2 separate regions of the Homo sapiens genome follow, and region 2 is linked to region 1. Evidence: chromatin loops called from intact Hi-C (ENCODE). Cell type or tissue: sigmoid colon. All regions are shown on one strand. Each heading gives the region's core, and the rest is flanking DNA. Links, peaks and the distances in the headings are about the cores only. Region 1 overlaps PPP1R18 (protein phosphatase 1 regulatory subunit 18). Region 2 overlaps HCG20 (HLA complex group 20).

What was found. A loop is a pair of places that touch in the nucleus more often than their neighbours do. Peaks named below come from ENCODE experiments on the same cell type or tissue, not always from the same donor. Only the 100,000 strongest peaks of a DNase experiment are listed, where the experiment ranks them.
Region 2: it touches region 1 in a loop (7-fold over the local background); 2 of 110 quality-filtered maps call a loop at or near these places.

The regions. Positions count from the first base shown.
Region 1 is chr6:30,678,624-30,686,125 of GRCh38, reverse strand. PPP1R18 (protein phosphatase 1 regulatory subunit 18) reads left to right here. Exons shown (of 3, transcript NM_133471.4): 1 at 1-1,718; 2 at 6,737-6,947. The coding sequence starts at 108. Among named protein-coding and RNA genes, the nearest start is that of PPP1R18, 4.3 kb to the left of the region's middle. RefSeq lists enhancers at 2,363-3,252, 3,720-4,014, 3,253-4,142. In sigmoid colon, for the core only: no CTCF peak of the experiment used is centred there; DNase peaks (open chromatin) are centred at 2,725, 3,405, 3,845 and 4,242; H3K4me3 peaks cover 2,500 bases; H3K27ac peaks cover 2,500 bases.
Region 2 is chr6:30,767,668-30,783,575 of GRCh38, reverse strand. The region is part of intron 1 of HCG20 (HLA complex group 20); the gene reads right to left. Among named protein-coding and RNA genes, the nearest start is that of HCG20, 8.8 kb to the right of the region's middle. RefSeq lists silencers at 4,050-4,344, 14,262-14,441 and enhancers at 13,343-13,874, 13,875-14,406, 13,291-14,490. In sigmoid colon, for the core only: no CTCF peak of the experiment used is centred there; DNase peaks (open chromatin) are centred at 929 and 1,495; H3K27ac peaks cover 2,387 bases.

The DNA of each region.
Region 1 (7,502 bases), core at 2,487-4,986:
TTCCTCTCCTCCCACCCTCAGTCTCACCCCCGGGCTGTCTCACTCTCTGGAGCCTCTCCTTCCTGTTCTCTGTCCCCAGTGCTCCCTACCCTCACCTCAAGACGACCATGGCCACCATCCCAGACTGGAAGCTACAGCTGCTAGCCCGGCGCCGGCAGGAGGAGGCGTCCGTTCGAGGCCGAGAGAAAGCAGAACGGGAGCGCCTGTCCCAGATGCCAGCCTGGAAACGAGGGCTCCTGGAGCGCCGCCGGGCCAAGCTTGGGCTGTCCCCTGGGGAGCCTAGCCCTGTGCTAGGGACTGTAGAGGCTGGACCTCCAGACCCGGATGAGTCTGCGGTCCTTCTGGAGGCCATCGGGCCAGTGCACCAGAACCGATTCATCCGGCAGGAGCGGCAGCAGCAGCAGCAGCAACAACAACGGAGTGAAGAGCTGCTAGCAGAGAGAAAGCCTGGGCCTCTGGAGGCCCGGGAGCGGAGACCCAGCCCTGGGGAGATGCGGGATCAGAGCCCCAAGGGAAGAGAGTCAAGAGAAGAGAGACTAAGTCCGAGGGAGACCAGAGAGAGGAGGCTGGGGATAGGGGGAGCCCAAGAGTTGAGCCTGAGGCCTCTGGAGGCTCGGGACTGGAGGCAAAGCCCAGGAGAGGTGGGAGACAGGAGCTCCCGACTGTCAGAGGCATGGAAATGGAGGCTGAGTCCTGGAGAAACTCCAGAGCGGAGTCTGAGACTAGCAGAGTCTCGAGAGCAAAGCCCCAGGAGAAAAGAGGTGGAAAGTAGACTGAGCCCAGGGGAATCTGCCTACCAGAAGTTGGGCCTGACAGAGGCCCATAAATGGAGACCTGACTCCAGAGAGTCTCAGGAACAGAGTTTGGTACAACTGGAGGCAACAGAGTGGAGGCTGAGGTCAGGAGAAGAAAGACAAGACTACTCGGAAGAATGTGGGAGAAAAGAAGAGTGGCCAGTTCCAGGGGTAGCTCCAAAAGAGACTGCAGAGCTGTCCGAGACCCTGACAAGGGAGGCCCAAGGCAACAGTTCCGCAGGAGTGGAGGCAGCAGAGCAGAGGCCTGTGGAAGATGGCGAGAGGGGCATGAAGCCAACAGAAGGGTGGAAATGGACCCTGAACTCCGGGAAGGCTCGAGAATGGACACCCAGGGACATAGAGGCTCAAACTCAGAAACCAGAACCTCCAGAGTCAGCAGAGAAGCTTCTGGAATCTCCCGGTGTGGAGGCTGGAGAAGGGGAGGCTGAGAAGGAGGAGGCGGGGGCTCAGGGCAGGCCTCTGAGAGCCCTGCAGAACTGCTGCTCTGTGCCCTCCCCCCTCCCACCAGAGGACGCTGGGACTGGAGGCCTGAGACAGCAGGAAGAGGAAGCAGTGGAGCTCCAGCCCCCACCACCAGCCCCTCTGTCTCCCCCACCCCCAGCCCCAACTGCCCCCCAACCTCCTGGGGATCCCCTCATGAGCCGCCTGTTCTATGGGGTGAAGGCAGGGCCAGGGGTGGGGGCCCCCCGCCGCAGTGGACACACCTTCACCGTCAACCCCCGGCGGTCTGTGCCCCCTGCGACCCCAGCCACCCCAACCTCTCCAGCCACAGTTGATGCTGCAGTCCCGGGGGCTGGGAAGAAGCGGTACCCAACTGCCGAGGAGATCTTGGTTCTGGGGGGCTACCTCCGTCTCAGCCGCAGCTGCCTTGCCAAGGGGTCCCCCGAAAGACACCACAAACAGGTAGGGAAGCAGCCAAGCCAGACTTCTTAGAAGTCCACTTGTCAATTTTCTCTGGACTCTGGTCTCTTTCTTTTTTATACCCCTGTTTTCTTGTCTTCCTCTATTCTTTCTTGTTAATTCCTGCCACCACCCTTCCTCGCTCTGCACATACACCCTTCCTTCTCAGAGCCCTCCTTTTCCATTTTGAGCCCAAAAGATCCTGCCCCAGCAAAGGCTGTCTCTGGGTGTGTCTCTTTCAGGGTGTGCCAGGCTGCTCATTCTCCCTTCCCTTGGGCTCTGAGTTTCCAACCCCCTTTTCTTTCCTTCCTTTCCTGAGTGTGACCTGCCCCAGCCCATCCAGTGGGAGAGCCTAAAGTGACGAGCTTGAATCAGTGAGGGCAGGGTCACCAGGGTGAGAGCACTTGCAGTTTTTCTGGGGAGAAGGGATAGGGAGCCTGGGGTGGTGGAGGGGGTGGGGTGGGTTTGTGTTCTAGGGAGAAACTGCAGGGAGAAGTGAATGGAGAAAGGTCCAACTGCCCCGTGGGAAGGAGGGCAGAGCTGAATAGGGACATCCTAGGATGGAGGGGAGAGGGGAGATGGAACCGGGCCGGCCAAAGATCAGAGAGAAGGCTTTTGAACCCCGAGTCTGCCCCATGGGAGAGACACAGAGAGGCCATTTGAAGTGGGTGACCTCGGGGTTGCACACCCCCAGCTGGGCCACTGCTTCAGACAGTGCTCCCTTCTCTCTTGGGACAAGAAAAGCCTTCTCCTCTTCCAAAATACCCCCGCCCCTCACTCCCCTGTCCTTCCTCCCTGGGTTTCCCCTCCCTCCCAAGAACTGGCTCAGGGATCGGTTTTCCCCTCTTTTCCTGCCATCCTGGACTTTCCCTCCCCTTAGGGTAGCAAAAGAGAGAAGTGAATTTGGAGACAGTTTTGAGAACAGGCACTGGCCAGGGAGCACAGTGGGAGTTCTGGACAGGGGTTGGGGCTGAGGCCAGCAGAGGGTCAGAGGTTAGACTTGCAACAAAGACCTGCAGGAAAGTGGGGGCAGCCAGGATGACTCCCCCTGGCCCTGGCCTCACTTCTTCCCTGTGCACATCCATCTGTTTCCAGCTTGAAAATCTCTAGGGAGACAGAGGTCCCACACTCAGACATCTCAGACTTAGGAAGTCCCTCCAGTCACACACATCTCCCCAGAGCCTGGGAAGCCCAGTCTCATTCTCATCCCATGTGTTAACATCCTCAGATTTGATTTTTTTGTGTCCTCAGTGTCAGTGGGGAACCACAGGGACTAAAGATACGGGTTAAGCCTTGGGTGGAGGGGGGTTCATTTGATCCCCCAATTCATCTTCACATGAAGCGTAAGCTCCCACCTCTAAGCCATGGTTCTTGGGAACCTACCCTCAGCCCTCTGACTGCTACCAGCCTGTTCCCCTCAGGGCTGGGCAGATGAAAAAAACAGAAGTCCGGAAATGCTACCCGGGTGAGGTGTTCAGAAAAGTCACTTCCTACTGAGAGAGGCTTGTGCCTCTGGGGAAGAATGAGCAGAGGGAAGCATGAAGCTTTGGGGCCCAAAGCCCAGGGAGCATCCCAGGGGAGCCAGGAAGCAAGTGCAGGGCAGGACCTGTGCTGGTGACCATACCTAGGCCAGAGAGCAGGGGAGCCGGAAGCAGATCGCCCAAACAGGAAGCCTGGGGTGGGGGCCGGAAGGCTGGTGGGGCTGAGTGGGGAACCCTGGGCCCTGGGCCCTGGGCCTGCCAGATCTGTGCTCAGGATGTGGTGAGAGAATAAGGAAGCAGCCGCTGCTTGGGTGGGGGTGGGGAGGAGGCAGCACAGAGTTCCTCTGACCCAGACGCCTCACCCTCCACCCTCTACCCCCTGTCAGCAACCTGTTCTTCAGGGACTGGGTGCCTTGTCCCAGCTCTGCTGCAACACACTGGCTCAGGAATAGGAGATAGGAGGACCCTGCCACCAACCCCCGCTTCACCTTCCCTAAATAACTCGTTTGCAGGCTAATTCCATCAAATTTATCCCTGCCATCAGGAGAGAAATCCCAGCCCTGCCACTGGAGCCCAGGGGATGGCTGTGGCTGGTGCCCTACCCCAGAGGCCTCTTGGTTGGGCTGAGAGACCAGCCCCATTGTGACCTTATATAGCTGATGGGAGAGGAGCGAGTGAGTCACCCCCTCTCTACCCCCCCACTCCCATGCAGGCTGTGCATTTCTGAGAAGCCCAGTCAGAAGTTGGTGGGGGGTGAGGAGACAGGCAGGGTAGGGGGGGAGATATAAACATAGACCGAGAGCAAATAAAATAAGTCATTTTCAGAGTAGAAAATAAAGTACAGAGGTTATTATTCCAAAAGAGGATATGAGAAGAAAACAAAAATGGGTTCCCAGAAATGTGGGTAAATCTGTCAGTTACAGAAACCTAAGCGGTCCCTTCTGAGAACTTGGGATATAAGCAGTCTGGCTGCTGTCACTAGATTCTACCAGCAGTTCCACAGACATGAACTGGGGGTCAAATGTGTACAGGCTGGACCACCCGCAGATCGTTTCCCCAGCATTGGTCCTCTGATGGCACCTCATGTGAGGTCTGAACAAACCCTAACCTCTTGCATTGTACCAACTTCTAAGCTCCTTTCTTTTTTCTTTTCTTTTCTTTTTTTTTTCTGAGACAGTCTCGCTGTCTCCCAGCCTGGAGTTCAATGGTGAGATTTCGGCTCACTGCAACCTCCACCTCCCGGGTTCAAGTGATTCTCCAGCCTCAGCCTCCTGAGTAGCTGGAATTACAGGCGCACGCCACCATACCCGGCTAATTTTAGTATTTTTAGTAGAGACGGGGTTTCACCATGTTAGCCAGGCTGGTCTCGAACTCCTGACCTCAAGTGATCCACCTGTCTTGGCCTCCCAAAGTGCTGGGATTACAGGGGTGAGCCACCTTACCCGGCCCCAAGCTCCTTTCAACAGCAGACATGAGTATAATATATTAGTAAATTATCTAGTAAGTTAGAAGGTGGTAAGTGATTATGGAAAAAAAAATAGAACAGTGGAACTTAGAGGGTCAGGAGGTAGGGGGAGTGAATATGGAGACTTCAAAATAGGGTGATCAGGAGGGTCAGAGCCATGGGGATATTTTGGGGGAGTGTTCCAGGCAGAAGGAATAGCTAGTACTGTTCTGGTCCTGAGGTAGGAGTGCGTGGAGGGAACCAAGGCCAGTGTGGCTGGAGTGGAGGAAGAGGCCAGAGAGGCAAGGGGAGGGTGGCATACTGGGAGCACCCTGTAGGCTTTGGTCAGGCTCTGGGCACCTTGGGGGCAATCAAGTAGACTTTTTTTTTTTTTTTTTTTTGAGACAGAGTCTTGCTCTGTTGCCCAAGCCGTAGAGCAGTGGCGCGACCTCGGCTCACTGCAACCTCCGCCTCCCGGGTTCAAGCAATTCTCCTGCCTCGTCCTCTCGAGTAGCTGGGACTACAGGTGCACGCCACCATGCCCAGCTAATTTTTTTGTATTTTTAGTAGAGACAGGTTTCACCATGTTGGCCAGGATGGTCTCAATCTCTTGACCTTGTGATCCGCCCGCCTCGGCCTCCCAAAGTTCTGGGATTATAGGCATGAACCACCGCGCCCAGCCTGGAGTAGACTTTTTGCTCCAAGTGAGATGGGGAGACACTGCAGGGTTCAGAGCCAACAAGGAGTAACATATACAGTTCCTGAGTTCTACCTTCCCATGGGGACCCAGGTGTCATATCTGGTTTTCTTTTTTTTTCTTTTTTAGAGACAGTGTCACTCTATTGCCCAGGCTGGTCTCGAACTCCTGGGCTCAAGAAATCCTCCCGCCTCAACCTCCCAAAGTGCTGGGGCTACAGGTGTGAGCCACCATGCCTGACTGGTGTCATATTGATGCAGCTCTTAACAACCACCTGCCCAGCCACCCTTCTGGCTTCTCTCTTTTCATACCTCAGTTCATTAGGGGACTCAGGGATGTACGGCTGACCCCAAGTCTTCCCAAACAGATGCCAGGGAAGGCCTGAGTAGATCATTTGGACCTTTCCAAGTAGTTCATATGGAATCCTCCTGCTGTCTCCCTAATCCCTTTGGCTCCTAGACTTAATCCCACCCTGCCCCTTCCCCCTGAGCTTCTTAATAGGGCAAAGGGGAAGGGTAGAAAGGCAGTGAGAACAGCTGGGACTCGCCTGCTCTTGGGACAGTGTGATTACCAAGGGTTTTCTGTGCCCTGTCTGGTATTTTGTCTCTGTGCCTGTCCCTTTGGGCACACTGTGGACCCCCACCCCAGGTTTGTGTGGACTTTCCTTTCTGCCCTTGTCATCTCCCCCAGCCTTCAGGGTGTCAGCGGCTCATCTTTCCCCTGTGTGTTGCTGGAGTCTCTTGGTTCCTCTCGGCCTTTCTGTTCATCTCCCATCTCTTCCTAGGCCCTAGACTCCCTTTGCTATGGATAGGAGAGGAATGAGGAGAGTAGGAGGGAACAGGTGCCCAGGGTCCTGGGTTTTGCATAGGACAGCAAGGGGCTGTGGGTATGAAAACCTTGCTTTTGTCTGAGACTCGCTCCCCAGCCAGTTCTTTCCCCACTGGCCAGTCTGCTGGGCTCCTCTGGGAAGTTCACTCGATTGCCCCCAAGGTGCCCAAAGACTCGGTTCTGATCACAAGACTTATCGCCATGTATTTTAATTTCTTTTTACCCCTCTGCCTCCCACACTCGAAATAGCAGGGACCTTGGTCTTATATTATTCACTTCTGCCTCCCAAGCCCCTGCCAACGTACAGGGCAAAGTCTGATGTTTTGAAATGATATGATCGAAGAGGGAAACTCTAGAATTGGAGAGCCAGTATGGAAAGGAAAACTGGATCCCAGAGTGGATGGGGAGAGTGAGTGGGGCACCTGAGTCCAGCCCCCACCCCCACGTTCCGCCAGTCCCACCTGCTCCCTTGCAGACTCCGCCCCCCCCGCCCCCGCTTTCTCTCCCTCAACCCCCGCGGGCTTCTCCCCTGCTGACCTTGCCTCCTGCCCCCTTTTTCTCCCTCCTTCAGCTTAAGATCTCCTTCAGCGAGACAGCCCTGGAGACCACGTACCAATACCCCTCCGAGAGTTCGGTACTGGAGGAGCTGGGCCCGGAGCCTGAGGTCCCCAGTGCCCCCAACCCTCCAGCAGCCCAACCCGACGACGAAGAGGATGAGGAAGAGCTGCTGCTGCTGCAGCCAGAGCTCCAGGGCGGGCTGCGCACCAAGGCCCTGATTGTGGGTAAGCGGAGGCTCCGCCGGCCCGAGGGCGCCCCCTGCTGTCAGAGCGGGCGCTGTGGTCCAGGAGAGAGGAGGGAGGATTACATGTAGGCACTCGGAAGGGGCTTGGCGGGTCCTCTGGTTCAACATGCTCCTTTAACAGATGGGCAAACTGAGGTCCCCGGCAGTGAAGTACACATTGAGTCTTCAGGTTTCAAAACGAGAACTCTTCCTGAGTGCTGTAATCTGGTCAAAATCACAGGGTGGGTCGACAGGCCTGAGTTGGAATTCCAGCTTGTCTCTTTAATTGTGTGATCTCAGGGAAACCATCTGATCTCTTGCTTTAGTTTATTATTTATGAAATGAAGTTAATAATAACTACCTCCTGTGGCTCATGCCTGTAATCCCAGCACTTCGGGAAGCCAAGACGGGTGGATCGCTTGAGCCCAGGAGTTCAAGACCACCCTGGGCAACATGGCAAAATCCTGTCTCTACAAAAAAATTGAAAAATTATCCAGGTGTGGGCCGGGCACGGTGGCTCACGCCTGTGATCCCAGCACTTTGGGAGGCCGAGGCG
Region 2 (15,908 bases), core at 404-2,903, 100 kb before region 1:
GGATTACACTCGTGAGCCACCATGCCTGGCCGATTCCACTTTTTTTAAGACAGAATCTTGCTGGAGTGCAGTAGCGTGAGCTCAGCTCACTGCAACCTCTGCCTCCCGCGTTCAGGCAATTCTTGTGCCTCAGTCTCCCAAGTAGCTGGGATTACAGGCACACGGCAGCATGCCCAGCTAATTTTTGTATTTTTAGTAGAGATGGGGTTTTGCCATGTTGGACAGGCTGGTCTCGAACTCCTGACCTCAAGTGATCCATCAGACTTGGTCTCCCAAAGTGCTGGGATTACACGTGTGAGCCATCGCGCCCAGCCTATTATTCCACTTATAAAAGGCACCTACATCCTGGCCAACATGGTGAAACCCCGTCTCTACTAAAAATACAAAAATTAGCTGGGCGTGGTGGCGTGTTCCTGTAATCCCAGCTACTCGGGAAGCTGGGGCAGGAGAATCACTAGAACCCAGGAGGCAGAGGTTGCAGTGAGCCAGGATCGTGCCACAGCACTCTGGCTTGGTGACAGAGAAAGACTCCGTCTCAAAAAAACAAATAAATAAAAAATAAAATAAAAGGCATCTAAAGTGGTTACATTCTACAGAAAGTAGAATGGTGGTTGCCAGGGCTAAGGAAAGTGGGGAATGTGAAGGTATTGTTTGCTGGGTGGAGTTTCAGTGGGGGAAGATGAAAAAGTTCTGAATGTGGCTGATGGTGATGGTTGCACAATAATGTGGATGTACCTAATGCCACTGAACTGTATGTTTACAAACAGTTAAAATGCTAAATTCTATGTCTATTTTACTACAATTTTCAAAATAAAGGCATAATGATAGCTCTTACCTCACAGGGTGATTGTAAGAATGAATAAGATGAATATTGGCTGAAGGAATGGCTAAAATGAGTAACAACTTTTATGAGCCTGGCCTGGAGAGCAGGGTTGGGAATGAGACAGGGAGTGGTGGAGGGACAATTTAACTGTCTACCTTAACACATGTACCATTGTTTAGGTTTTCCCCCAACTGTTATATAACTCAACAAAGTATAACATGGCAGAGGGCTGCTTACATTCTCAAGTTATTGATTTGTTCAAGTCTCAGTGTCCACAGAAAAGTGCATGAGTTTTGGGATCAACATTCTATCCTTGGCCAGTATTTGACCTTCTGTGTTTGTATCTTTATGTGTATCTTTCCCCAGATTTCTTTAGCTTTGCTTACCTTACTCCTCATCTACCCCCAATTGACTTGAGTCTTAGTCACAAAGATCTTCAATTTCCCTGTCTGATCACTAGATCCTCCCCTCTCATCTGAGAAAGGCCCCAGACTCAGATAGAAGGGCTCCCTGTCTCTCTGACCCAGTATGCCTCTTCCCCATTTTTACCTGACTTTATACAGTGAAATCTTCCCTGAGAGCTGACTTTTCAGTTCCTCACTTTGCGAATTGCAAGACCCACTCACCCAGGAGGCCGAAGATGGCTCAGAGCCCAGACAGCCGGAAGTCTGTTTCCTGGGCCGGGGAATGCTGGCAGAAATCCAGATAGCTGACGTCACCTGGTCCAGATGGCGGAAGCCATTGCCCAACCATAGGAAATCGATGCCAACAACACATTTCTCTATGACTGTCTCCCTCAATCCAGAAAAGCATTTTCATAGAGAGGAGGCAGCTCAATAGTAGTGGAAAGTGGCCTAGCCTTCGAACCATGTGATGTGTTGAGTATGAGGCTGGCTGCAGCGTCAGCTGACAGATAACGTGAGAGCGGAGCACTGTACTCCAAGTCAGAAAACGTAAGTCTGAGCAGGAGAGCGGCCACCTAACTTCTGACCTTTGACAAATCACTGGATTTCCTTCAACTGGCTTTTTTAAAGCTATGAATAATAATACCTCACAGAAGCTATTATTGCAAGGCTGGAATGAGGTCATCTGTATAGAAGATTTCATAAGCTTGAAGCAGGATGCCAATGCAAAATTCTGCCTCTGTGAGAGGCTTCCTGGGAGAAGCAGATCCTGAGGGGCAGAATGGAGAGTGACTACAGGCTGATCCCAGAGCCAGGCAGCTGGCGCTGTGTGAAAGTGGGCTTGCCGCTGCCTAGCTCTGCAATTGGGATGCATAACAGCCTCTCTGTGCCCAGTTACTCAGTCAAAATGAGGATAAGAATGCCCATGTCTGGTCGGGTGTGGTGGCTCACGCCTGTAATCCCAGGACTTTGGGAGGCTGAGGTAGGTGGATCACCAGGTCAAGAGATTGAGACCATCCTGGCCAACGTGGTGAAAACCCGTCTCTACTAAAAACACAAAAATTAATTGGGCGTGGTGGCACGCACCTGTAGTCCCAGCTACTCAGGAGGCTGAGGCAGAAGAATCGCTTGAACCCGTAAGGCGGAGGTTGCAGTGAGCCAAGATCACACCTCTGCACTCCAGCCTGGTGACAGAGCAAGACTCCATCTCAAAAAAAAAAGAATGCCCATGTCACAGGATGGTCTTGGGGGATAGGGGGACAGTAAGTGAGTTACTCCACATAGAGCACATAGCACAATGCCCAGCATGTGACAGCACTCACTGTTGAGTAATAATTAAAAAACAAATCAGGCTGGTGGGACCAGGGGAAAGCAAAGAAATGAGGCAAATGGCCCAAGACATATGGCCCTCCTGCTCAGATAATGTACATAACTCAAAAACTTCTGCTTACCATCAAACACCTCAATTTATCAAACACCCTGGCTGACAAAAAAAAAAAAAAAAAAATGCAAGTTACCTCCCTGCTACCCTGGCATAATCAGTACTGCACATAACACTCTACAGCCTAAGAGCCATCCTACAAAATCCCCAACAAGCCTTTGTTTCCTTGCAGTCAGCTCCTCTTCTGCTGGCCTGCCCGTTGCTCTCCTGCCCATTGCTCTCCTGTTTTTCTACTTTCTCTAATAAATTTGCCTTTCTCTACCTACAACTGTCTTGGTAAATTCTCTTACCCCTGAGCCGCCAGCCCAGATAGCCGTTGCTCCCCTGAAACATTTTGGTGGCCCATACAGGGAACTCTCCCTCTCCATACAGGGACTCTCTCTCCTTTCCCTTTCCCAACTCGGGACCCTCGAAGGACAGCATCTAAGCACAAAGACAATTGCAGGTCTCTGGCCAGAGCTACACTCCAGTGAGACTGAAAGGTGTCTGTCCATGTGGAAGCATCTGATCATCATTGCCTGGTTTGGGTGAGTGACCTGACTTTTTTTCTTTTTTCAGTCTTTCAGCAACCAGCTTCTAGTATCTCTCTGGCAATCAAAGGTAACTGGCCAGGGCCACTCTCCAGTGTTGCCTGAAGGCCCAGAGTGAACAGGGCTAGCTGCCCTGCCTGGAAGGGAGAAAGGCTGTTGCCCATCTTCTCTAATTGCAAGTCCCTCATCCCTATATGTGACACAATTGACAGCAGAAGCTTGTTCGGGGCAAACTCACACACGTTTTAGGTAACTCAGACGCTCTCTTTCTCACTCTAAATTCACCTATGGAGTCAGCCAGCCATCCTGTCCTGGGCCTTGCTAAATCAGGTGATGTCAGACAGCCTCAGAACGGTGAGTCTTCTCTTACCCACCCCACCTCCTGGGCCAAGACCAGGTAGAGATCTTCCTTTACCCTTCTTTTTCCTCGTGCCTGGGCTGATCACCCAGCATAAGTGAGTGCCTGGACTGGCCATCCAGCATGAGGCCCCTGAGCGGCCAGGAGGTCTTTTCTAATTGGTGGGATGCCCCCTTTGGAAAGTGCATCCAAGTCCCTCTGTGGATGTAAGTGGAACCCTCTGTTCATCTCAGTGAGATGCCCCCCGCAGAAAAGTGCAGTTCATGTCCCTGATTGACATTGCCCCAGAGCGGCATGTTTTCCAGTCCCACCATGGAGCAAACCCCGTCCGTTCCTGCAAACTTGCCTCTAGGCTGTAAAGAATTGTGACAAATTCTACCGCCAAACTCTCAAAAAGAAACATCTAATTTTCTTGTATAACACAGCATGACCCCTATGCAGAAAATTACCAAATTAGCCTCCTCAGTCTTTATAACCAAGAACAAAATAAGGAGGACAAGACTAAGAAAAAAACAAACACGGAGCCAAAAGGCAGGCTCAACTGTTGGCTGCTTTACAAGCCCCAGCTCCTACTCAGATAGCAGAACTCACAAACTTCCTGCTTACCATCAAACACTTCAACTTTCCAGACATCCCAGCTGACAAAAAAATGCAAGTTACCTCCCTGCAACCCTGGCGTTTTCCTAATTACTGTAATAAATCTGCCTTTCTCTACCTACAACTGCCTTGGTAAATTTTTTTTTTCTTTTTTTGAGATGGAGTCTCACTCTGTCACCCAGGCTGGAGTGCCGTGGCGCAATCTCGGCTCACTGCAAGCTCCGCCTCCCAGGTTCAAGCAATTCTCCTGCCTCAGCCTCTCGAGTAGCTGAGATTAGATTACAAGCACCCACCACCGCGCCCGGCTAACTTTTGTATTTTTAGTAGAGACAGAGTTTTACCATGTTGGCCAGGCTGGTCTCAAACTCCTGACCTTAGGTGATCCACCCGCCTCGGCCTCCCAAAGTGCTGGGATTATGGGCGTGAGCCACTACGCCCGGCTGGTAAATTCTTTTACCCCAACGCCACCACCGCAGATAGCCATCACTCCCCTGAGACACTGATGAAGCAGCGGCTAGGATGATTCTTCCAGAGGCCATCCTGTCCACTTGCAGGCCCTGGGCTGGGTGGGTATTCAGCCCAATCCCCAGAGACCTCATGCAAAGAAATGCTGCCCCAACACACTGTCCACATGGCAGGCAGAGCAATTTAGCTAAAAATCTGACCATGTCACTTCCCCACATAACAGCCCAAATATCCCCGAGCCCATCCACTTAAAGACCAACATCTTAACATTTGAGTCTCTGTGATAGGACCCTGAATCCCTCTCCAGCCTCATCTCCTGCTGCCCACAGCCTCTCATCAAGGGTCCAGCAACCCCAGACTACCTGCAGCTACCTGGCTCCTATTGCCCCTCTGCCCATCGTGGTCCCTCTTTCTCCTCAGAAACCTTGCCATTGCTAACTCCTAGTTATCCTTCAAGACACTCAGGCTCAAATTTTCCAGAAAGCCCCTTTGCAGGGCCTGCTTCCCCTTCTCTTCCCTTAATTCCTCCTGGCACTTCCATCATTGCACAAGCCAGATTGAATCCCAACTGTTCTTGTGTCTGTTTCACACCAGTCTAGGGGCTCCTTGAAGGCAGAGGCCAGCACTAGGTCTTGGTTGCCCCTGTAAAGCCAGCCCAAGCACAATGTCAGGCACAGAGTAGGCGCCCAGTAAACCGAGTGGAAAGACTGATAAATGCACACCCAGAAGCTCTATTTGCCAAAGTTTGTTTGTTCATTTGTCTTAAGGGAAAATGTTGTTTGCCTGGGGTTGGGGCCAACAATTCCAAGAAATACAGTTTCCCTTTGCCTCAGTGGTTTTTCCTTTTGTTTTCTTTTGTTTTTCTGAGAATCACCTCTGTCTATGCCTCAGACATCCCTTATACCTGTTTTTTTGTTTTGTTTTGTTTTGTTTTTTTTTATTTTTATTTATTTATTTATTTTTTATTTTTTGAGACAGAATCTCACTCTGTGGCCCAGGCTGGAGTGCAGTGGCGCACTCTCACCTCACTGCAACCTCTGCTTCCCAGTTCCAAGCGATCCTCATGCCTCAGCCACCCAAGTAGCTGGGATTACAGGCCTGCACCACTAAGGCCAACTAATTTTTGTATTTTTAGTAGAGACGGGGTTTCAGCATGTTGGCCAGGCTGGTCTTGCACTCCTGACCTCAGGTGATCCATCTGACTGGGCCTCCCAAATTGCTGGGATTATAGGCGTGAGCCACCCTGCCTGGCCCTCTGTACCTCTTTCTTCCCTGTTTTTATACTTTGTCTCGCCTTCTTTATCACTTTGTTTCTTTTCCTTTCCTCTGTATTACATTTCTGTACCTTTGTTGCTTTATATCCTTTCTTCTTCCTTTTTCTTTTGTGGTTGAGTGGCTCTCTGTTCTATTGCCCTTTAGCCAGGGTTAGAAGCTGGTAAGAACATTCCTGGGGGCCAGGTGCGGTGGCTCATGCCTGTAATCCAGCACTCTGGCAGGCCAAGGCAGGGGGATCACTTGAGCCCAGTAGTTCAAGACCAGCCTGGGCAACATAGTGGGACCCTGTCTCTGCAAAAAATAAAAAAATCAGCTGGGTATGGCAGGGTATGTCTGCAATCCCAGCTACTCGGAAGGCTGAGGTGGGAGAGGATTACTTAAGATCAGGAGGGGAAGCCTGCAGTGAGCTATGATCACGCCACTGCACGCCAGCCTGGGTAACAGAGCAAGATTCTGTCTCAAAAAAAAAAGTATCCCTGGGTTCATGACTCTTAGAAAGAAAAAAGGAGAGTCTGAAAGGAAGAAAATCAGCTTTATTATGTACCAAGAAGTTCCAAACATTTTACTTCACATAATCTTAGTAATAAATGTGTAATGTGGTATATCAACCAAGCAGGCTAGGTTATGCTTCAGTAACAAACAACCCCCAAATCTCAATGGCTTTTATGCAGCAAAGCTTCATTGACTCTCCTGCCACATATCCATGGTGGGTTGGCCGAGGCTCTGCTCTGAGCTGTCATTGTCCTAACTCCAGGACCCAGGTTGACAGAGCAGCCACTATGTGGAATATCACCAATTACTATAGTTGAAGGAGAAAAAAAAATGTGGAAAAGCATACACTAGCTTTTAAAACTTCCACCTAGAAGGCACCATTTTAATTGGCCTCAGTAAGTCACGTAGCCACGCCTGGATTAGTGGGTAGGAGTTAAATGGAGTGGCAAAGTTCAATTTTCTTACACCCTTTGAAGGAAAGAGGGCCTCAAGTATTTAAAAATAGGTCTGATAATCACAGTGGATGTTACTGTTCCCACTTTACTGATGAAATAGCTGAGGCTCAAGAAGTTTACATAGTTTGTTCAAGAACATGCAGCAAATATCAGAGAGAGGAAGTGAACCCATGCCTTTTGATTCCTAGGACTGTGACCTTCCCCTCCACTGGGTTTTTAAGATGCTAGGCCTGGCCAGGCACAGTGGCTCATGCCTGTAATACCAGCACTTTAGGAGGCTGAGGTGGGCGGATCACTTGAGGCCAGGAGTTCGAGACCAGCCTGGCCAACATGGCTAAACCCTATCTCTACTAAAACTACAAAAAATTAGCTGGCGAGGTGGTGTGTGCCTGTAATCCCAGCTACTTGGGAGACTGAGGCCGGAGAATCACTTGAACCCAGGAGGCAGAGGTTGCAGTGAGCTGAGATGGTGCCACTGCACTCCAGCCTCGGCAACAGACCAAGACTCTGTCTCAAAAAAAAAAAAAAAAAAAGGCCGAGCACGGTGTCTCACGCCTGTAATCCCAGCACTTTGGGAGGCCAAGGCGGGAGGATCACGAGATCAGGAGATCGAGACCATCCTGGCTAACACAGTGAAACCCCGTCTCTACTAAAAAATACAAAAAAAATTAGCCGGGCGCGGTGGCAGACGCCTGTAGTCCCAGCTACTAGGGAGGCTGAGGCAGGAGAATGGCGGGAACACGGGAGGCGGAGCTTGCAGTGAACCGAGATCGCGCCACTGCACTCCAGCCTGGGCGACAGAGCCAGACTCTGCCTGAAAAAAAAAAAAAAAAATTAGGCCTTTTCTACCAACTTTTTGGACACTGCTGTGAGGCTTGGCTTGCTGGAACCCAGGAAGAAAAAGGATAAGAAGCTCATCTTTGCTCACTGGCCCCAGAGCATGACTTCTGGTGAGGGGCATCAGAATCTCTCTCCAAAACATTGAGAGACTTCTAATTCCCAAGACAAAACCAGGTGGGTTATAAAACTTGCACCACAATTGTTAGAAACCTTCCAGACAAAACCAATTTATGGTAACAGAAGTCAGAATAGGCCAGGCGCAGTGGCTCACGCCTGTAATCTCAACACTTTGGGAGGCCAAGGAGAGCAGATCACTTAGGTCAGGAGTTCCTGTCCTCAGGTGATCCACCCACCTTGGCCTCCCAAAGTGCTGGGATTACAGGCGTGAGCCACCACACCCCACCAGCAGCCTGACTCATAATGGTCCCCACTGACCTGGGCAAGCAGCTGGCAAGTGCTGACCATGTGGCCAGAGGAACAGACTCTTCCGTTTCATCAGTACTGCATCAGTCTGGGCATCTTGTATGACCTGAGGGAGGGAGCCTGAAAACTGTCTGACACTGGAGTTCCAGTCAGTGGTGGGCAGGGCTGGACCCAGAGTCTATTTGAGTGAGTCCACAAAGAAACAAGACATTACTTGTAGCCCAGGAGCTGTGGGGCAATCATATCTGTTGCATATATGTGGACATACATGCCTACCTTCACATAAATGTTTCTAGATAGATAGAGAAGGATCTAGTAACAGTTATGAGTCTGGGAAGTGGGACCGGATCTCCCTTTTTTTTTAACTGTTTTTTTTTTAATTGAACAGATTTTCTTGTATAATAAAAATGTATTTCAAAATTAGAATGACAGCAATAATAAACTCAGATTGCTAAATTCTTCAAACGATAGGAAAGCTGGTAACCCTGCCTCATGGGAGGGGTAAGCTTGTGACCCACACCTCGACAGTGATGTCTCCCAGCTATGGCGTGTCCTCTGGGCAGCTGGAAAGGAGGCTAAACATAGAAAAGCCTGTGGAGTGTGCCAAGACGGATCAGGCCTGGTGCTAGAACATTCCTTCACTCTGTCAATGAGCAACCACCTCGTACCTGTGTCTCAGGGACCGGGGACGTAGGAGTGAGCAAAGCACACTGGCTTCCTAGACCCCGAGACTTAGATGCTAAAGGAGGGGATGTGTGGGTCACTCTGGCCCAGCAGGAGGACAAGGAAGGAGAGTGAGAACCACAGAGGGCCCAGGAAGATCCCCAGGCCTGGTACAGGGCAAGGCGGGGAAGGTGGTATGCCTTTTCCAGGGTAGCCAGTTCCTTAGCGCCTCCTTTCAGGAACTCCTCTGCGCTATTGAGGGGCTAGAAGGTCTCTTCTTAATTAAAAATAATTTTATTTTAAAAATTAACATAAAGTAAAATTGATTTTTTTCAGTGGACAGTCCTATGAGTTTCACATGTGTAAAGATTCATGTAATCACCACAATCGATCATGTAATCACCACCACTGAAACAGAATAGCTCCACTGCCTAAAACACTCCCTCGGGCTACCCCTTTGTAGTCCCATCCTCTTTCCTGCCCCCGACAAACTCCCTGCTATTTTGCTATTTTGATCTAGTCTCTGTTGCTATCGTTTTATCTTTTCAAAAGTGTCACATAAATGGAATCATACAGTCTGTAACTTTTGAGAACTTTTTTCACTCAGCGTAATGCCTTTGAGATTCATCCAAGTCATTGCATGTGTCAGTAATTTGTTTCCTTTTTTCATTTTAAAAATGTATGCAGTTTGATGTTTTTCTCCTTTTCCTTTTCTTTTCTTTTTTTAAGCAAGGTTTCACTGTGTTGCCCAGGCTGGAGTAGTGGCATGATAATGGTTCACTGCAGCTTCAACCTCCTGGGCTCAAGTGATCCTTCTGCCTCAGCCTGAGCAGCTAGGATTACAGGCGTGCACCACTATGCCCAGATAATTTTTGTATTTTTTGCAGAGACAGGGTTTCACCATGTTGCCCAGACTGGTCTTGAACATCTGGGCTCAAGCAATCCTCCTGCCTCAGTCTCCTAAAGTGCTGGGATTACAGGAATGAGCCGGTGTACCTGGCCCCAATTAGTTTTTTTAAATTAAATTAATTAACTAATTGGCTATCAGCAGGAAACAAACCGATGAGCTTTTACATTTATATTTACCCATTTAACCACCATCTAGACAAGATAGCTTCAACCCAGGAGTCTCCCTTGTTTCCCTTGCAGTCAATATGTAGCACCCTCTTTCCTGCCCACCTCACTCCAAACTAACCACCATTCTGATTTTTTTTTTTTTTGAGACAGAGTCTTGCTCTTGTTGCCCAGGCTGGAGTGCAGTGGAATGACTTCAGCTCACTGCAACCTCCGCCTCCCAGGTTCAAGCGATTCTCTTGCCTCAGCCTCCCGAGTAGCTGAGATTACAGGCACCCACCACCACGCCCAGCTAATTTTTGTATTTTTAGTAGAGACGGGGTTTCACCATGTTGGCTAGGCTAGTCTCAAACTCCTGACCTCAAGTGATCTGCCCACCTCGGCCTCCCAGAGTGCTGGGATTACAGGTATGAGCTATTGTGCCCAGCCTGCACCCCTTCTCTTTTCCATGAGTCCATGGAAGTCTAAGAGTCAACCAAGAAGTAGGCTCCTGCCCTCACACCCTGTACTCTCATACCATCTGGCACCACAGGTATCTTTCCAGCTCTTCCAAAACGAGGCCTGCTTAGGGTGGGTTTCCTTTACAGCCCCACCCAGCCTGATTCTTTCTGTTCCTTCTAAAACATACACAAAAAGCCAAACACCTCAGGGGTCAGGAAATCCACAATTTCAAAGAAATGAAGTCCTGGTTGCCCAGAGGTGGGAGAGGAGAGGAACACTTTAGTTTCTTTTTAATTCTCAGTAGATTGTTGTTACATGACATTCATAATAAACTGTCCTGCTATGTAACATATTCTTTTAAATATGATTGTTCCTTCAAATGTGATACATGTTGGGAAAGTTGTAGGGAGATCAGTTAATAATCATTTATGGGAATGTTTCCTGAATGAAGGAGCCCAGGATGGGCACGGGATAGGAGATTTCAAGTAAGGAACAGATAGGACCCTTCTGAGAGATTTCAACCCAAATTAGACAACAAAATACATATACTCTCTGAGGACAGCTCAGGTCAATGGAAATGTATTGAGCATCTACCAGTAAAAGTTAATCTTGACTGCTTAGTAGGCACCAGGCACTGTGCTAGCCCTGGGGATACTGCAACCAACCAGACAGAGATCTTCCTGCCTTGTGGAGCTCAGAAGGACAGATATGAAACACACAGGACTGAGGTGGTGACTCTTACACAAGGTGGAGTTCAGGGTACCATAGGCATGTATAGCCAGAGGACCTAACACAGGATGCAGATCAGGGAAGGCCTCTCCTAGAAGCTAATGTTCAAACTGAGACTTGAAAATGATGAAAATATAAAAACATCAGAGCAGGGGGAGGGGGAACCTGAGCTACAAGAGATCCAGACAAGTCGGAGGAACCAAAAAAATTCCAAGATATAAAAGCGTACAGACAGAGAGGTGAGTTGGGTTTAGAAGAGGCTGGTAAGGTGGGCTCAACCAAAAAAGGCCCAGTGGACCCTACACTATGGAATGAATTGTGTCCCCCCAAATTCGTATGTTGAACCCCTAACTCTCAATGCGACTATATTTGGAGATAGGGTTTTTAGGTGATTCAGGTTAAATGAGGTCCTAAGGGTGAGGCCCTAATCTGATGGGACTGGTGTTCTTATAAAAGGAACAGGATGCACAAGAGAGCTCTCTCTCCCCACATGCACGAAGAGGCCATGTGAGTACAGAGCAAAATGGCGGCCACCTACAACGAAGTAAAGAGGACTCTGGGCCAGGTGCGGTGGCTCACACCTGTAATCCCAGCACTTTGGGAGGCTGAGGAGGGTGGATCACCTGAGATCAAGAGTTTGAGAACAGCCTGGCCAACATGGTGAAACCCCGTCTCTACTAAAAATCAAAAATTAGCCAGGCATGGTGGTGGGCGCCTGTAATCCCAGCTACTCAGGAAGCTGAGACAGGAGAATCACTTGAACCTGGGAGGCAGAGTTTGCAGTGAGCCGAGATCATGCCATTGCACTCTAGCCTGGGTGACAGAGCAAGACTCTCTCTGTCTCAAAAAAAAAAAAAAAAAGAGAAAGAAAGAGGCCAGGCGTGGTGGCTTACGCCTGTAATCCCAGCACTTTGGGAGGCCGAGGCAGGCAGATCACAAGGTCAAGAGATCGAGACCATCCTGGCCAACATGGTGAAACCCCGTCTCTATTAAAAGTATCAAATTAGCTGGGTGTGGTGGCGGGCACCTGCAGTCACAGCTACTCGGGAGGCTGAGGCAGGAGAATCACTTGAACCCGAGATCACGCCATTGCACTCCAGCCTGGGCAACAGAGCAGGATGCTGTCTCAAAAAAAATAAAAAAATAAAATAAAATAAAATAAAAGAAAGAAAGAAAAGAGGACTCTGAAAGTCTGAATAAAGCTGACCTTGCCAGCACTTTGGTCTTGGACTTCTCAGCTTCCAGAACTGTGAGAAATAAACTTCTGTTGTTTAAGCCACCCCGTCTAGGATATTTTGTTATGGCAGCCTGAGCTGACTAATACACCATATAAGAATTTTGAGTATATTTCTAAAAGCCTGGTGGGAAGCCACTGGAGTTCTAAGCCAGGGACAGACATGCGTACATCTGTGAGGCTCATTTTGGCGGCAGAGTGGAGAAGGCATCTGAGCAGGGCAAGACTAGAAGCAGAGAGATGAGGTAGGAGGTGAGGGTAGGTGCTCAGGCTGGAGATGATGTTGGAGGCTTAGAGCCTGGTGATGTGGGGATGAGGAAAAGTGGAGAGATTGGAGAGACCTTCATGGGGAAAATCAAAGGACTTGGGGATTAACAGAATAAGAGGAGAGGGGAGGGGGAGTCCAAAGGCCCCCAGGTACAGTGGAAAGAGCCCTGGGCTGGGAATCTAAAGATCCAAGTTCTATTCCCAGATCTGTCACCCAATGGCTTTGGCTAAGTGGCTTCACTACCCTTCACCACTTTAGTTTCCTCATCTGTACAGGAAGAGATGGGCCTGCTGATCTCATGGTGCCGTCCAATTCCATTATCCTGTGATTCTGTGAAGTAAATGCATTAACAAGATAAAACAATGGTGTCATCTCCCCAGGATTGTTCACGGACCTCTCCTCCACACTTTACCTAACACTATTGATCACCGTTTACTTAGCTGTACATTAGAAAGCTTCCATTACTGATCTGTCTCCCTCAAAAGACTGAGACCTCCTCGAGGGTAAGAACTGGGTCATTTTGCTTGGTATCCTGTACCTGAAACCAAGCCAGGCACATAGTAATTGATTAATTATATTTGTTAAATTGATTATTGTAAGTGCTGGGAAGACAGGCACATGGTTATTCCGGGAAGGCATCTGGGTATGATGTATGTTTTCTGAGTACAGGGCACTGTGATGGGTGCTAGGGCCATCAGAGTAAACAAGAAAACCAGTCACAGACCTTACGTCAGGTAGCTAGGCAGACATTAAACACAAGAGGACAAAAATGATGATTTATTTCTAGTTGTGGTGAGTGCTACAAGGAAAAGTACTGGGTATTGTGAGTGTGTAATAAAGAGACTAGCTTGGGGGTAGAGGGAAGGTTTCTCTGAAAGAATGACCCTTAAAATAATAAGGATGAGTAGATTTGCTCACAGATTGAAGGAGGGGAGAGACAGAGAGCATGACTGCAGGTAAAAGAAGCAATAAGCACACATGAAGGCCTGAAGCTGGACGGAGTTCTGGCGAGGAGAATGCCAGATGGAAATCCACCGGAATGTAATGTTAGCTAATTTGGGTTATGGAATTATTGGTGCTTTTTATTCTCTTTTGTGTATATTTTGCATATTACAGATTTCCCACAACAAACATGTACTATTTTAATCATGGGGGTTGGGGGGGGCATTGCTAGTTTTAACAAAATAATAAAGGATGTGGGGAGCATGGGTGTCTGGAGGAGGGGTGCATTCCAGAGGGATTGATGACACGAGCGGTGACTAAGTCCTGCATGGGGGAGGGCAGGAGGCCCATCAGTGGGGCTGGAACAAAGCAGCAAGGATGACTCACAAAAGACACAGCCGAAGCCAGTGCATCAGGGCCCGTGGAGGTGAGGCTGGGGAGTCGGAGGTGATATGAGAAGTCGCAGGGAGCTACTGTCAGACCAACTAGGCAGGGACAGCCTACACCTGAGTAGAGGAGAGGATGAGGAACCAGAGAGAAAAAGCTCCCCTCAGCAGTCCCTGTGGGGCTGGTACAGGACCTTGGGAACCTGGTAAGGGCAGAGTCCTCCTTGTTACTTTCCAGGCACGAAAGGGTTAGATTGTCCCGTGCTTTCTGCCCCCACAGCGGAAGTGGAAGCTGTGGTTTCCAAAGGCCCTTCCTGATCTGCAATCTCTGAGAAATCAACTAAAGAGATAAAGTCAAAGGTTGGTTGGTGGTGTGCAGTGGGCGCGGGGGTGGATCACAGGCAGGAGTTGGAAAATTGAGGCCTGATGCAAGCTCTAAGATCCGCCCCCACCCACTCCTGATCATGAGTGATAAGCACCCCACCACCCACTCTGCCACTTGGCCGGGATTTCCCCGGAGCCTGTGAAGTATTCCCAGGGCTGGGATGTGACTTGGGAGGAGGTGGTAATTGGCTCCTTTCTCCGCTCTGAGCTGGGCCTCCAGGAACTGCCTCCACCACGTCCCCCTTCCCCTCCAGGGGAGTTACTCAGCACAGTCTGACTGCTCCACCTGAACCCTCCTTAGCATCACCCACTCACCTCACACTCCTGACCCAGGTGCTGCCTGCTCATAGCCAGGGCACAGAGATGAGGAGCAACTTCATCCCAGTCTTCTACCCAGCCCCAAAGCTGAATTCCGCAACAGGACCTGGTCCTGACCCTGCTCCCATGAAGAGATGCAAAATCACACTAAATCTTCATGTTAAATCATCATATGTATCAAATGCCAACCAGTCAGTAAGCAGCCGAGGGCACGCTGTCCACAGCCCTACAGCTAGGCCTGTGCTGCTACCAGGGTGCAGAGGCAGGGGCCTTGAAGAAACAGCCCCAGCCCCTAGGAATGCTATTTGCTGTTGGAGACAACAAGTTCTTAATAAAAGCCACATCAACCCAGAAGACCTGAGTCATCTGAGAGAGACCATTTGCGCCTCTAAGCCTCAGTTTCTTCAATTGTGAAATGGTAATGACAGCTAGTTTAGAATTAAATGATGCCGTGTATGAAAAATAGATGAGAGACTTAGAAGGATCCCGTCCTTCCACAGATACTTATTCCTGGGCCAATGCTCAGGATATAAAGATAAAGTAAACAAACGTAACAGGCCTGATCCCTGCCCTCAAGAGGTTCCTCAAGTTGCTGTTATTGTTGACCCAATGACAGCTAAATAAATGAAGGCCACTCATAAAAAGCAAATGGAGGCTCCGATAGAGTGTGGCCGATGGTATTTTCCAAAGTTGGGTGCCCCTTTCCACTTGCTCTCCTTGTCCCATGACTGACACTCCAGGTAGGGGCCATGTTCCCTCTCTTTGAATGGGAGCGGGGCTGTGACTACTCTGACCAATAGGGTAGGAGGGAGGTGATGCAGATCAAAAAAAGATGAGGTTATAAAAAGAATGCAGCTGGGCACAGTGGCTCACACCTGTAATCCCAATACTTTAGGAGGCTGAGATGGACAGATTGCTTGAGCCCAGGAGTTGGAGACCAGCCTGGGCAACATAGTGAGACCCTGTCTCTACAAAATAATGATAATAATAATACAAAAATCAGCCAGGCATGTTGGCAGTAGCCCCAGCTACCAGGGAGACTGAGGCAGGAGGATCACTTAAGCCTGGGTAGTCAAGGCTGCAGTGAACCATGACTGCACCACTGCACTCCAGCCTGGGCAACAAGAGTGAAACTCCGCCTCAAAAAAAAAAAAAGCAGTTCATGCCTGGTTCCCTCACAGCAACCCAGCCACTATGCAAGAGAAACTCTAACTAGACCACAGGTAGAAACCCTGAGGTCCCTGAGCTAACTGCCAGCATCCACTGCAAAGTGTCTGCAGACGATTTCAGTCCCCCAGCTTTCGAGTCTTCCAGCTGCAGCCCCAGATAACATGGAGCAGAGACAAGCCATCCCCACTGCGGTGTG